Regions from separate parts of the Homo sapiens genome. Here all the other regions are linked to region 3. Evidence: chromatin contacts called from ENCODE Hi-C or POLR2A ChIA-PET data. All regions are on one chromosome and are shown on one strand. The core of a region is the stretch at or near the end of the contact, and the rest is flanking DNA. Distances in the headings are between cores, read along the strand shown.

Region 1 (2,700 bases), core at 101-2,600, 810 kb before region 3:
TCCTATATGTGTCATCTCTGTCCTACTAGAACATAACTGGCCTGTATTTTAGACAACTTGGTAATCCCAGTGCCCAGCACAGGGTTTGGTACAGAATAAGTGCTAATGTTTGATGAATGAATGAATGAATGAATGGAGTAGATTAACACCAGGAACCATGAGGCTCCTGAGCAGCACCTGATGAAAGATCCCCCACACTGAAAACAGAATCCAGAATCGTTGTCTCACTTGGGCAGTATTATTCCCATCAATTTTTTCAACAAATATGGCCTGGCTGTCTACTACAAGCCGGGCCCTGTGAAAAGTCCTGTGGGGATACAGACACGGTCTCTTGTTTTCAAGGACCACCCAGTTCGGCAAGTGGAGGTAAGTCATGGACAAACATGGTGGCAATGCTCAGTGGCGAGCTATCCAGCACGTCAGAAGTCCAGCCCACGTGCTGAGGAAGTCCCAAAGAGAGCAAGATCACTTCTGTCTGGGTGCTGCTCTTGGAAGGCCTCATGGTCTTCCAAGACCCCCATCTGACCTCTGACCCTTGGCAGCCAACCTTCCCCAGGCCACCCCAGAGCTTGCTGGCCCTTCCCACTTATGCACGCCGCCTGGGCAGGAGAGGTCACTCACTCTGTGTCAGGGTGACCGTGGCTGCGGCTGCGGTGGCCGAGGGTCCGAGGGCCACAGGGTGGATCTCTGTGGTGCTGGGCAGGCTGATGATGGTGGCCTCGCCCAGCAGGTTGCAGATACGTTGTTGCATGGGGGTCAGCAGCACTGGGGCTACAGCTGGGCCACCGCCACCACTGCCACCGCCTGTCCCAGGCCCCCCAGCTCCGTCCTCCTCAGTGGGCCCCGGCGCCTCACCACCCTCCACGGCGGCCCGGACCTGGGCAACCTTGCGACGGACCTCGGTCTTGAGGTCAGACCACTTCTTCTTGACCTCAGGCAGCTCTCTGCGGCAGGTGGCCACGGCGTTGACCCTTCTCAGGATGCCGTGCCAGGCCGCACTCTTGGCGGCCAGGGGTACCCCGGCGTTGAAGTGGTTCACCAGCAGGTGCTTCTTCAGCTCCAGCTCCTCCACGATGATCTCCACCTCCCGCTCTGAGAAGTTCATCTTCCTTTTCTTGGCTGGGACGGCCATGGCCTCTCCCCTCCCCTCTTTTTAAAGAAATTATAATCCCCTCAAGCGCCCCAATTCCCCTTCTCTTCTTCCTCAGCCTCGCCCCTCACCCACCCCCTACAGGGGATAGGCCAGGCTTGCTCGAGGCCAAGCACTAGGCCTTTGGTAACCCCCCTCGCTACGCAAAGTGCGTAGGGCCCAGCCCCGACCGGCCCGGCCGCTGCCAGCCAGCAGCGTAATGGCTTCCTGAATCTGCCTCTTCCGCCGAGGTGTGCGGAGATCCGCCCACTTCCCCTCTTCCCGCCTCCCAGCGCTTCTCCGGGAAAACCGGCCTTCCCGGTTGGTAGCTGCTCAAATATCACGTCGATCACTGGTTCTTTCGATCTGTCGCTCAGCTAAAGAGCACGCCTGCTTACTGTAATTCGCCTGATCATTGGTCTAAAATTGTGTCCGTCGCCCAGAGGGCCCCGCCCACCTAACCTTTATTCACTTCCATTGGAAAATCATTCTGTCGTTCAATTGTCAGTATTACGACTATTAAGCCGTTAAATTCAGCTATTTTATTGGTGGTTTAGGGAGTTAGATTACCAAAACCCTGCTTCCTGAGGATACTTAGTGCTTTCGGCCGTGACCCATGGGTCAATTAACTTTTAATTCCTCCCACCGGCACAAACTCTGCCTCGCAACTGCAGTTCACAAATGCTCTCACACAAATCCTGTTTCCCACTGGAGGCTACGATCTCTCCGTACACTACCGCTCCTCCCATCCTTAAGATCCCGCAGTCTAAACAGAGTTAGTTCATCAATGGAAACTGGACACGGGGCCTTCCGCCTGCCAATCACATTACTCATGCCTATCGCTGCGTGATTTTCTCTCTCTTGGCCCCCGGCTCAGCCAATCCCCGCCTCCCTCAGTTTGAATCGGCCCCAGGCGGAGCCGGGTGACCCCGCCCACCCCATTGATCCGGGTAGTCCGTGGCGCGTGGGCTGTCCTTAGACAGGCTCCGCCCCTCCCTCCTCCCCATCCGAGCCTGTGACTGGCCTTCGGTGCGCCCGGGCGTGGCCGGCGAAGCGGGGCGCGGAGGGGCGGGGCTCCCGGAAGCCGCCCCTTCCGCCAGCTTGCCGGCGTCTCCGAGCCCGCGCTCCCAGCTGCAGAGCGCCTGGCTTGCCTCCCGCGCGGTCACCGCCGGCCCGCCGCCCCCGCTCCCGCCCGCGCCCGGAGCCCCTGCCTCGCGCCCGATGGTGAGCAGTGTGTTGTGCCGCTGTGTGGCCTCCCCGCCGCCGGACGCCGCCGCCACCGCCGCCTCTTCGTCTGCCTCATCGCCGGCGTCCGTGGGGGACCCCTGCGGCGGCGCTATCTGCGGGGGCCCGGACCACCGGCTGCGCCTGTGGAGACTCTTTCAGACGCTCGACGTCAACCGGGACGGCGGCCTGTGTGTCAACGACCTGGCGGTGGGGCTGCGGCGCCTGGGACTGCACCGCACCGAGGGCGAGCTCCAGGTAGGCTGCGCGCGTCCTCAGCACTGGCGGGGAGGGAGCCCCTCGAGGGCCGGGTGACAGGTCTCGGGGGACGGCCCCTTGGGCTGGGC
Region 2 (2,700 bases), core at 66-2,565, 760 kb after region 3:
TCTGTGGGTCACAGGGGCTTGGGGGAAGCTCTGAAGTAGAGAGAGGGCCACGCTGCATCTCTTAATACGGGAGCAGACTGGGATTTGCGGAGAATGGGCTGGGTCTGTCTGCGCTCTCCTCCCGCGTTGCCCAGAGTCCGGTCGCAGACTTAGGTACAAAGCCTCACACACCTGGGCTGCTGGGACTGAAGGGACCACCAGCCTGGAGGCCAAGAGCCCAAGCCCGACTTTGATGCTTCTTCCTCAGAAAGCCCTTCCATCCTCAAACCCGCAGGACCCCAGCCCCGGCAACACCTGCAGCCAGGACAGCAACACAGCCTCCTCCCTCCCCTCACATTGAGACCTTCAGCTGATATTGATGAAGAAAGCCTACGTTTCCACCAGAGTCCCTGGATGGCGAGACTCATCATTACCACGTGTTGGAAATACCAACTGACAACCCCCTCAACACCTGAGCCGAGCCCCTTCCTTCTGCTCTCCCCTCCCTTCCACCTCGCGTGCCGCCGTACAATTACTTGTCAGTCTCTCCTCTGGAGCACATGCGCCAAGAAGGCGGGGGTTTTGCTGAGCCACTGATGGACCCCAGGTGCCTAGTACCATGGGCAGTGAATGCAGATTCGCTCCCGACCCCTTTCCTGCAGGTCCACGACAGACCAGCTCTTGTCTATAAAAACGCAAACTCTGCTACAAAAGCCCACCTTCACACTGCTCTGGGGTAACATCTGAGGCCTCACGGATTCCACCCTGCTCCTCTGCCACGCCGGGGGGTGGCACAGGACAGGCAGGCGACAGGGTGGGGCTGAGGCGCAGGCCCTGCGACAACCCGCGGGCCTCCGCCCTCGGGCCCTCCCCGCCCTTCGTCTCCGCCATGCAAGGGGCAGGAGTGGGATCCGCGCGGGGCAGCGCGCACTCCGAGCCACGCAACCCCGGCTTCCGCCCGTCCCTTCCTCTGTCAAGGGGGACGCATCCACCCCGCCCGGCTTGTGGTGATAAAGTGGGACGCTGCGGGGTCGGAGCGGCCTCGGCCAGCTCACGGGAGGGGGTGAGTTACCGGTCCAGAGACTCCTGCCGCTCGGGGTCCTGGATCCCCAGGGAGCCCAGAATCGCATCCACCAGCGGCTGGTACTCGAAGATGATCCTCCGGAAGCCGTGCAGGAACGGCATCGCCGCGGGCCCCGCGCAGCAGGGCCGTCGCGCTTTCTGCCGAGGCCGAGATGCCCAGACGCCGACCGGAACGCTCCGGCGGCCGCGGACCCCACCTGCTCCGCCAGTCCAGCCCCTGCGCCCGGCCGGGTCCGCTCCTCAGTCCAAGCCGCGCCCCCGCCGGAAGTGACCCTCGTACTTCCTGCCCGCGCCGACTCAGGGTGGGCCATATGGCGACAGCGCCCCCTGCGGGCTCGGAGGACCTCGGCGCGTCCTGGGGCACGACCGCCAGGCCGACTCGGGCGATGTCCAGTGGGCGGCCCCAGCGGAGTGGGAGAGTGGAGGATCGAGCCAAGCCAGATCCGAGACTCAGGCGGGTCCGCCCCTTCCTGCCAGGGCCCGGCCCGGCTCGGCTTCGCCCTGCGATCCCGCCCGCGACCGCTGGGCGCCGTCCGAGTTCCGCCGGTCGTGCTCTCGGCCCTGCCGCTGCCCCACTGGCCCTGGGCGCCCCTGAGAGCTGTGGTCATCAGACACTGCCCCTTCCGGTTCGGGCTGGCCCTCGCCTTCCCTGAAGAGGGGCTGGGCCACCTCTGTCACCACCCGGCCCGCTGACTGGAATGATGAGGACCAGGGTACTCGCACGTCCCCTCCTCAGTTTCTTATTCTCTGTCCCGGGGAGCACCTGGCCAGGACGGCTGCTAGCCCTCTCCACCTCTGCCTTGATGGACTCAGTGAATCTTGTTTTTTGTTGTTGTTGTTTTTGTTTTTTTGGGGGACGTAGTCTCGCTCTGTTGCCCAGGCTGGAGTGCAATGGCACGATCTCGGCTCACTGCAACCTCCGCCTCCCGGGTTCAAGCGATTCTCCTGCCTCAGCCTCCCGAGTAGCTGGGATTACAGGCGCTGGCCACCACGCCCAGCTTATTCTTGTATTTTTAGTAGAGACAGGGTTTCACCATATTGGCCAGGCTGGTCTCGAACTCCTGACCTCGTGATCCTCCCACCTCGGCCTCCCAAAGTGCTGGGATTACAGGCATGAGCCACGGTGCCCAGCCCGAATCTTGTGTATTTTTTAGAGACAGGGTCTCACTCTGTCTCCCAGGCTGGAGTGTAGTGTAGTGATCATGACTCACTGCAGCTTTGAACCCCTGGGCTCAGGTGATCCTCCCGCCTCAGCCTCCCGAGAAGCTGGGAACACAGGAGTGTGCTACCGCCTGTCTCTGAACTTGGATTTCCTCATCTGTAAAATGGGTAGAATCCCCAGCACTTTGAGAGGCCGAGGCAGGTGGATCACCTGAGGTCAGAAGTTCGAAGCTGCAGACCGGCCTGGCCAATATGATGAAACCCTGTCTCTACTAAAAATACAAAAATTACCCGGGCGTGGTGGCAGGCGCCTGTAATCCCAGCTACTTGGGAGGCTGAGGCAGGAGAATTGCTTGAACCCGGGAGGCGGAGGTTGCAGTGAGTGGAGATCGCACCATCACACTCCAGCCTGGGCAATAAGAACGAAACTCTGTCTCAAAAAGAAAAAAAAAAAGTATAATCACACTCACCTGAGAT
Region 3 (2,700 bases), core at 177-2,676:
GCTGGGATTACAGGTGTGAACCACCGCGCCCGGCCCTGGCTATGATATTGCTAAGTTTCCTAACCTCTCTAAGGTTCTTTTCTCTTCTATTAAAAGGGAAAAATAAGACCTCCCAACAGAAGTGAAACTAGGCATTGGCTTAACACGTGATGGATGGGAGCCACGACTATCTTCATCATCTTATTTTTAATTATCTATCTGTGCACATGGTAGTAAATTTCTCGCCCTGGCCCAGGTACCCAAGACCCCAATTCTGTCGGAGACAACCGCAATTAACAACTTCTTGTGCATCTTATCAGACAGCTGGCGCGCACACCCGCAGATACGCCCACCCTCAGGCGTCCTTCTACGCAAAGATGGATAGCACCCATCAACGCTGTTTTTTCTTTTTTTAGACGGAGTCTCGCTCTGTCGCCCAGGCTGGAGTGCAGCGGCGCGATCTCGGCTCACTGCAAGCTCCACCTCCCGAGTTCATGCCATTCTCCTGCCTCAGCCTCCAGAGTAGCTGGGACTACAGGCGCCCACCACCACGCCCGGCTGATTTTTTTGTATTTTTAGTAGAGATGAGGTTTCACCAAGTTAGCCAGGATGGTCTCGATCTCCTGACCTCGTGATCCGCCCGCCTCGGCCTCCCAAAGTGCTGGGATTACAGACGTGAGCCACCGCAACCGGCCCAACGCTGTTTTTACTGTTGTTTCCTTTTTTAACCTAAGGTATCTTAGAAGTCACCCTACATTAGTGCATATTAAACATTGTTCGTCTTAATGGCTGCACAGTATTCCACTGTATGGATTATTTTTTAATTTGGTTGCCGGTACTGTTATCAGCCAGGGAATTTGCGAGGACCCAGCGGGATTTATGGAGCTGCAGAGTTGGAGTCTGGGGACCCAATTCCAACCCCAGATCTGTCCAGAATTCTGTTGTCTCGGGTATCATCTCCACCGGCGCGGTCGTGGGAGGGGGATTTGGGTGCAGACAGGACCAGCCCCAGTGTCCGAGCGAGAATCAGCGAGCAGCACGCGCAGTTGATTCCCGCGGGCGGCTCAATCATTCTGTGCAGCCACTCCGTTATACTTAGTAGCATCAAACTCATTAAGCACTCTAGCACAACCAAGCTCGGAACCGTTAGCCGACCCTCCCAGCCTCGGCACCTGACCTTGGGGAAGTGGCGCTCCGACACAGCTACTCACCCTCACCTGGGCCGCTTCACCCCTCGTTCCCAAGTACACCCCGTAGGTTGCAGCAGTCCCTGTCCCTTTAAGGGGGCCGAGCCCGGCTCCGCTACTTCCGCCCCGAAGCAGCAGGGCGCTAGCGCGGAGGCGAGAGCGGGAGAAAGCGCCGCTAGAATTCTCCTCATAAAGATGGCGACGCCCTGGCCGCCGCGTTCGCGCCCGGCGGTGACGTCACTTCCGGGGCGGAGGAGGCTGAGTGGTGCAGTGAGGGACAAACAAAAGGAGGCGCCGGAGCAGCGCTGCGGCCGGCGGCGGGACGGAGCGGCCGGGGCCTGGGGCTGCCTGCCGGGCGGCCGGGCGCGGCGAGCCCAGGTGAGTGGACGGGGTGGGGAAAGGGGCGCGAGCTGTCACCTCTCGAAACCCACTTACACACGCCCTCGGCCAGCTGCCCGGCCCGGGGCGCCCGGGGCATCTGGGGCTCTGTCTCCGGGCCGGCCCCCTGGGGACCTCCCGCGGTGTTCGGCCTACCTCTGGGCTCCCCAGTGCCCGGAGTCTCCGGGGCACCACCTTCTCGCCGGCTCCGCGGCGCGCGAGCCCCCTCCCAGGCACCCCTGTGCCTCCTTGTGCTTCAGAAACCAGGAGTTTCCGCCTCGGCTCCCCCATGTCCCCTTGTCATCCCCTGGGTCCCCCCAGATCCTCACCCCTCCACACACACTCTCCCGTTCCTAGAGGTTCCACCTCTGGGCTCTCTCCTTGCCATTTCTTTTTCAAAGATTTCCTTAGCTGTCTTCTCCTGAGTTCCTGGTCCCCTTCTCTTCCCTTGCACCCCTCCTTCCTATCGTTCCGATGGGGGCAGTGCCCTGACTTGGGGGCAGGATCCCCGGCTAGGCTCTTGGGGCCTTTCTGGGATGGGATATTTGGGAAGACCGGTCCGGAATCTAAGAACCCAGACCCTGTCCCAGTCCTGTGCATTCAGGTGGGCCCGAGGGCGAGGCGAGATCCAGTGAGGTCCAGGCCTGGTGCAGCCCTAGGTGAGCTGGATACCCAGCAAACTGAGCTCCCAGGCTGAAGGGGCATAGCTGGGGTCATGGAGTTCATGATGATTCTGCTGCTTTCGCTGACTGCTTCTTCCCCTTGATCTGGACCGGGGTGAACCGAGGTCTGCCGGTTCTCAGCTGTTGCGATTGTTGCCTTTTTTGGGAAGGAGGGATGGGTCGGGGGTTGTCTGGTAGCCGCCTCCTGATGGAGACTTGGCTGGAAGGGTGGGCGGTTCCTGGGTGAGCCACACTTCCACTGACTCCTCTTCCCCTGCCCTACCTCAGGAAGCCTTTTGAGAATGAGGTGTGGAGGGAGAGCACCTGGTAAGAGGAAGGGAACTGGGGGAGCCCGAAGTTCCCAAGGACCTCTTCCACCTCTTCTGTTAGTAGTACTCTTAACCCCTGCCAAACTGTATTCTGCCCTTTGGAGCAGACAACCTGGCAGACAGACAGGCTGTAAGAAGCGGGAGGAGATCGGCTGTTGCTGATAC
Region 4 (2,700 bases), core at 94-2,593, 590 kb before region 3:
CACCACGCCTGGCCGGCCACCTGGTTTTATGGTGAAGGAGGAGGAGGAGAGGGAAGTGGCCAGGCTCTGAGTGGGTGGGAGCCCCTTGAGAGGTGAGCCCTTCCTTGAGGTTTTCTCACCTTACACCATGTTCTCTATGTGGAGAGCTGGCTGGTCTTGCCTCTTCCTACACAAAAAAACTGTCAGGGCCAGGTGCTGGGGAGCCCCAGTCTCTGGGTCCCTGCCACACAGTGCTCACCTGCCAGCGGGAGGTCAGAGACTCAAGCAGCCACGACAATACAGATAAAATGCTGCCACAGGGTTATGGAAGCATGTTGGAGCTGCATCCAACCAATATGGGACACTGGGAAACTTCCCAGGGGAAGAGACATCCATGTCTGTCCAGTAGGAGGCAGCCAGGTAAGAATGTGGGAGAGGGCTGCCTGCCTGTAATCCCAGCACTTTGGGAGGCTGAGGCGGGCGGATCACCTGAGGTCAGGAGTTCGAGACCAGCCTGGGCAACATGGCAAAACCCCGTCTCTACTAAAAATACAAAAATTAGCCGGGCATGGTGGCACACATCTGTAATCCCAGCTTCTCAGGAGGCTGAGGCAAGAGAATCACTTGAACCTGGGTGGCAGAGGTTGCGGTGAGCCAAGATGGCACCACTGCACTCCAGCCTAAGCAACAGAGTGAGCCTCTGTCTCAAAAAAAAAAAAAAAAAAGGCCGGGCGCGGTGGCTCACGCCTGTAATCCCAGCACTTTGGGAGGCCGAGGCGGGTGGATCATGAGGTCAGGAGATCGAGACCATCCTGGCTAACAAGGTGAAACCCCGTCTCTACTAAAAATACAAAAAATTAGCCGTGCGCAGTGGCGGGCGCCTGTAGCCCCAGCTACTCGGGAGGCTGACGCAGGAGAACGGCGTGAACCCGGGAAGCGGAGCTTGCAGTGAGCCGAGATTGCGCCACTGCAGTCCGCAGTCCGGCCTGGGCGACAGAGCAAGACTCCGTCTCAAAAAAAAAAAAAAAAAAAAAAAAAAATGTGGGAGAGTATTCCAGAGGCAGAAAACTTAGTTGGCCCAGGACACAAAGGGATTTGGTCTCGTTGAAAGGTGATCAGGGATGGTGATTTGCAGGTTGTGTCCACTTGGATTCTTGGTGCATGATGAAAGTCTCCCCCAAACACAATCGTAACCCAGCTCTGCATTTTGGTTCAATCTTGAGGCACCCAGGGAGGACACTTGGAAGGAAAGCATCCACCTTGGTCTGTTTCTCTTGTGTGAGCTCAGCTCTCCCAGGTGTCATAGTGGGCACGGCCTCGAGGGGGCAGTGTCCACTCAGAGATGTGCCCAACTGCCCTGGGAAGCAAGCCCTGGGAGGGCCTTGTTGGAAAGGTTCCAGCCTGCCAGGCCAGATTCACGAAGGCTGAATCCTCAGAACACATAGAAGAGGGGGTTCTCTGGCAGCACCCCTCTCAGGAGTTTGAAGCAACCAGGGGCAGTAAGGAGCAAGCAGCTGCGAGATGTGGATTCCTCAGGCCGTGCCCCCATGTGCTGGAAAACAGGTGGCAGAGGTTACTCTGCCTGGTGTGTACACATACATGGTTTGTTTGATCATATCCGGTATAAACCCTACTCGAAAATATTTGTCATCCGGCACCTACGGAGTTCAAAATACTAACACAGTACAGCCTGCACTGTTGTCCCTGGGGACTGAAAGGGGTCATTTTTGGGTGGCCTGACAGAAATGTGTCACAGAGCAGTGTCGCCAAATAGTGCCCCACTCTAGTTTTGCTCAGAAGGGGCCACATCAGCTGGGCAGGGTGTGGTGGCTCATGCCTATAATCCTAGCATTTTGGGAGGCCAAAGCAGGACAATCAATTGAGCCCAGGAGTTTGAGACCACCTTGGCAACATAGTGAGACCTATCCTCCACAAAAAATTTTAAAAACAGCCAAACATGGGCCGGGCACGGTGGCTCACGCCTGTAATCCCAGCACTTTGGGAGGCCGAGGTGGGCGGATCATGAGGTCAGGAGATCGACACCATCCTGGCTAACACGGTGAAACCCCGTCTCTATTAAAAGTACAAAAAATTAGCCGGGCGTGGTGGCGGGCGCCTGTAGTCCCAGCTACTCGGCAGGCTGAGGCAGGAGAATGGCGTGAACCCGGGAGGCGGGGCTTGCAGTGAGCCGAATTGCGCCACTGCACTCCAGCCTGTGCGACAGTGCAAGACTCCGTCTCAAAAAAAAGAAAAAAAAAAACAAAGCCAAGCATGGTGGTACCCAGCTACTCAGGAGGTTGAAGTGGGAGGATCGATCCAGCTCAGGAGGTCAAGGCTACCATGAACCATGATCACACATTGCACTCTAGCATGGGTGATAGAGTGAGGCCCTGTCTTGAAAAAAAGGAGGGGCCGCTTGGGGAGAGAGGGAAGGGAGGAAGCCCAGGCCAAGGGCCCAGTGCCTCTGTGGTTGGGGCTAAGGGATGTTGGGGCCCCCAACCCTGATTCTTCGGAGGAATTGGGAGGAAAGCTCCAGGTTCCACGTCATGTGGATGGGCCTGAGAATGAGGTGAAAGGTAACAATCACACACCCAAACCAGTTATGAGCCAAAGGTTTCACCAGATAAGGGATTGATGGCCACAATCACCAGCACATATGCAATTCTGTGGGTCAGACAGGGAGCTGAGTCACCATGCCCCGCAGTATCTCATTGACTGCCC
Region 5 (2,700 bases), core at 92-2,591, 630 kb before region 3:
TCCAGACCAGAGCTGTCCAATAGAAATATCATGAGGGGCTGGGCGCGGTGGCTCACACCTGTAATCCCAGCACTTTGGGAGGCCAAGGCAGGTGGATCACGTGAGGTCAGGAGTTTAAGACCAGCCTGGCCAACATGGTGAAACCCCATCTCTACTAAAAATAGAACAATTAGCCAGGTGTGGTAGCGTGAGCCTGTAATTGCAGCTACTCGGGAGGCTGAGGCAGGAGAATCACTTGAACCCAGGAGGCGGAGGTTGCAGTGAACCGAGATCCTGCCACTGCACTCCAGCCTGGCCGACAGAGCGAGACTCCATCTCAAAAAAAAAAAAAAAGAAGAAGAAATATAATGAGGGGCTGTGCACGGTGGCTCATGCCTGTAATCCCAGCACTTTGGGAGGACAAGGCAGGAGGATCACTTGAGCCCAGGAGTTCAAGACCAGCTTGGGCAACACAGTGAGACTTTGTCTCTACACAAAAATTTTAAAGAATAGCGGGGGTTGGCCGGGCGCGGTAGTTCATGCCTGTAATCCCAGCACTTTGGGAGGCCGAGGTGCGCAGATCACCTGAAGTTGGGATTTTGAGACCAGCCTGACCAACATGGAGAAACCCCATCTCTATTAAAAATACAAAATTAGCCGGGCGTGGTGGCACATGCCTGTAATCCCAGCTACTCAGGAGGCTGAGGCAGGAGAATTGCTTGAACCCGGGAGGCGGAGGTTGCGGTGAGCTGAGATTGTGCCATTACACTCCAGCGTGGGTAACAAGAGTGAAACTCCGTCTCAAAAAAAAAAAAAAGAATAGCTGGGGTTGGTGGTAGCACGTGCCTGTAGTCCTAGCTACTGGAGAGGCTGACATTGGAAGATAACTTTGAGCCCAGGAGGTTGAGGCTACAGTGAGTGGTAATCTCCCCACTGTACTCCAGCCTGGTGAAAGAGCGAGACCCTATCTCCAGGAAGAAGAAAAAAAAAAACAACTGAGTAGACAAGAGTTCTGGTGGCATGATAGGTCCTAAGTCCCCTCCCGGTTCTGTGACCTTGGTCAGATGACTTTTCCTGTGGACCTCAGTGTCCTCATCTGAGTGAGAAAAGCGCGGTGGGGAGGTGAATCTTCCAGTCTACGCAGTGTAGGAGCCGCGTCTGAAAAGCCACACCAGCTCACAGTCCCAGCAGGGCCCGGTGGGGCGGCCAGGGCGGCACAGGCATCAGGTCCCCACCTCCTTCCCTCTTTGCCTACTCGCAGACCAAGGAGTTCATCTTCTCGGAGCTGCTGGCCAACCTGTACTCGTGTGGGGACCAGAACACGCTGATGGAGGAGTCGGCGGAGCAGGCACAGCGGCGCGACGAGATGCTGCGCATGTACCACGCACTGAAGGAGGCGCTCAGCATCATCGGCGACATCAACACGACCACCGTCAGCACGCCCATGCCCCCGCCCGTGGACGACTCCTGGCTGCAGGTGCAGAGCGTACCGGCCGGACGCAGGTACCAGGGCCGGCCCCCACGGCCCCAAAGCCCCCCAGCCCGGGGCCCGCGGGAGGAATGCCGGGACCGGGCAGTGGCGCGCCCGCGTCACCGGGGTGGCTCCCACCTGGAGCGAGGGGCGGAGCTTAGAGAGGGCGGGGCTTGTCGCGGGGCGGGGCTTGCCGTGGAGAGCTGGCTGCAAGGCTGGGTGGAGCTGGGGCGTTGGCGCCGCTGGGGGCGGGGCTTAAGCTCCGGCGACCGCCTTAGGGGTGCGGCAGGGAGGGGCTTGCGTGCATGGGCGTGGCCAGCACTGGGCTGGGGCGGGGCCTCTGGGTGGGCGGAGCTGCTCATCTCGCCTCTCCTTGTTCCTCGCTCCCTGTCGCCCTCAGGTCGCCCACGTCCAGCCCCACGCCGCAGCGCCGAGCCCCCGCCGTGCCCCCAGCCCGGCCCGGGTCGCGGGGCCCTGCTCCTGGGCCTCCGCCTGCTGGGTCCGCCCTGGGGGGGGCGCCCCCCGTGCCCTCCAGGCCGGGGGCTTCCCCTGACCCTTTCGGCCCTCCCCCTCAGGTGCCCTCGCGCCCCAACCGCGCCCCGCCCGGGGTCCCCAGGTGAGTAGGGGCTGAATGCGGCTGGAGAGGCTGCCGGACGGGCGTGGCCGGGAGGGAAATGGGGCTGGATTCCAGAGCATCGGACCTGGCCGCCAGAACCGGCCGTTTCTATCCCAGGCAATCGGACTCTGGGTGCCGGAGCCACGCCACGTGTGGCCGAGGGCTGGCGGAGCCTGCCCCCGAGGGAGCGCTGAGTCCCGGAGGTGGTCGTTTCTGGGGAGGGGGCTGTGGGGCTCGTCCCACCTGCCCCCTTCTTTCCAGCACTTGCATGGCGCTTCCCTCTATTTTCACTCTTGGCGGCCGCCCACACGTTGCATTCCTCCTCCTTTCTTCTTCTTGCTGTCCTCCATCCTCCATTCCGTCCAATTCCTCTCCCAGCCCCTGGGGAGCCTACCTTAGGTCTGACTCTGAACCCCGATCTGCTCTGAGTGTGTGGATTTCCTTCAGCTACCCTGATGTCCCCACTTCCCAGCCCTGACTCCTTTGAGCCATCCCAGGGGGTGTCCAGCCACTGGCCCACAGGAGCAGAGGCCAGGCTGTGACTGTGTGACTAGAAAGGTGTGTGATGTGTGTGTGGGCGTGCACACGAGTGTGAGAGTGTAAGCATGGCACCCAGGCCCGGGCTAGGACAGGA

Evidence for each region. A loop is a pair of places that touch in the nucleus more often than their neighbours do. ChIA-PET counts read pairs that join two places held with the same protein, here RNA polymerase II (POLR2A). Pooled maps may share reads with other maps.
Region 1: a pooled map shows a loop between it and region 3 (8-fold over the local background). The contact joins the promoter of NAIF1 here to the promoter of LRRC8A in region 3. A Hi-C loop is called at or near these places in 1 of 37 single-sample maps with no recorded cell type and 6 of 50 pooled maps. POLR2A ChIA-PET finds 5 or more read pairs at or near these places in 1 of 52 experiments (naive thymus-derived CD4-positive, alpha-beta T cell).
Region 2: a loop to region 3 is called in a pooled map, with 6 times the contacts of the local background. The contact joins the promoter of ASB6 here to the promoter of LRRC8A in region 3. A Hi-C loop is called at or near these places in 1 of 37 single-sample maps with no recorded cell type and 8 of 50 pooled maps. POLR2A ChIA-PET finds 5 or more read pairs at or near these places in 2 of 52 experiments (H1 and HepG2).
Region 4: a loop to region 3 is called in a pooled map, with 2.8 times the contacts of the local background. The contact joins the enhancer-like site here to the promoter of LRRC8A in region 3. A Hi-C loop is called at or near these places in 1 of 168 maps with a recorded cell type or tissue (right cardiac atrium) and 2 of 50 pooled maps. POLR2A ChIA-PET finds 5 or more read pairs at or near these places in 1 of 52 experiments (naive thymus-derived CD8-positive, alpha-beta T cell).
Region 5: a map of naive thymus-derived CD4-positive, alpha-beta T cell shows a loop between it and region 3 (23-fold over the local background). The contact joins the enhancer-like site here to the promoter of LRRC8A in region 3. A Hi-C loop is called at or near these places in 2 of 168 maps with a recorded cell type or tissue (B cell and naive thymus-derived CD4-positive, alpha-beta T cell) and 7 of 50 pooled maps.

What each region holds. Positions count from the first base shown.
Region 1 is chr9:128,065,970-128,068,669 of GRCh38, forward strand. NAIF1 (nuclear apoptosis inducing factor 1) reads right to left here and starts at 1,351. Exons shown (of 2, transcript NM_197956.4): 1 at 622-1,351. The coding sequence starts at 1,132. It overlaps SLC25A25 (solute carrier family 25 member 25), which reads left to right and starts at 2,263. Exons shown (of 11, transcript NM_001330988.2): 1 at 2,263-2,611. The coding sequence starts at 2,351. RefSeq lists an enhancer at 1,210-1,539 and a silencer at 1,990-2,559.
Region 2 is chr9:129,640,836-129,643,535 of GRCh38, forward strand. ASB6 (ankyrin repeat and SOCS box containing 6) reads right to left here and starts at 1,316. Exons shown (of 6, transcript NM_017873.4): 1 at 1,052-1,316. The coding sequence starts at 1,164. RefSeq lists an enhancer at 1-376 and a silencer at 1,083-1,682.
Region 3 is chr9:128,880,707-128,883,406 of GRCh38, forward strand. LRRC8A (leucine rich repeat containing 8 VRAC subunit A) reads left to right here and starts at 1,427. Exons shown (of 4, transcript NM_019594.4): 1 at 1,427-1,544. KYAT1-SPOUT1 (KYAT1-SPOUT1 readthrough) reads right to left here and starts at 1,244. Exons shown (of 25, transcript NR_182311.1): 1 at 1,191-1,244. KYAT1 (kynurenine aminotransferase 1) reads right to left here and starts at 1,244. Exons shown (of 13, transcript NM_004059.5): 1 at 1,191-1,244. RefSeq lists an enhancer at 1,314-1,463 and a silencer at 1,494-1,773.
Region 4 is chr9:128,294,213-128,296,912 of GRCh38, forward strand. No RefSeq gene overlaps it. Among named protein-coding and RNA genes, the nearest start is that of SWI5, 19 kb to the left of the region's middle. Within about 2 kb of position 1,344, at least 15 of the 41 ENCODE cell types and tissues checked have a DNase peak (open chromatin) inside an H3K27ac peak, as active enhancers do.
Region 5 is chr9:128,248,875-128,251,574 of GRCh38, forward strand. It overlaps DNM1 (dynamin 1), which reads left to right. Exons shown (of 22, transcript NM_004408.4): 20 at 1,241-1,482; 21 at 1,851-2,066. Among named protein-coding and RNA genes, the nearest start is that of MIR3154, 5.2 kb to the left of the region's middle. RefSeq lists an enhancer at 1,113-1,252 and silencers at 1,423-1,922, 1,933-2,022. Within about 2 kb of position 1,342, at least 9 of the 41 ENCODE cell types and tissues checked have a DNase peak (open chromatin) inside an H3K27ac peak, as active enhancers do.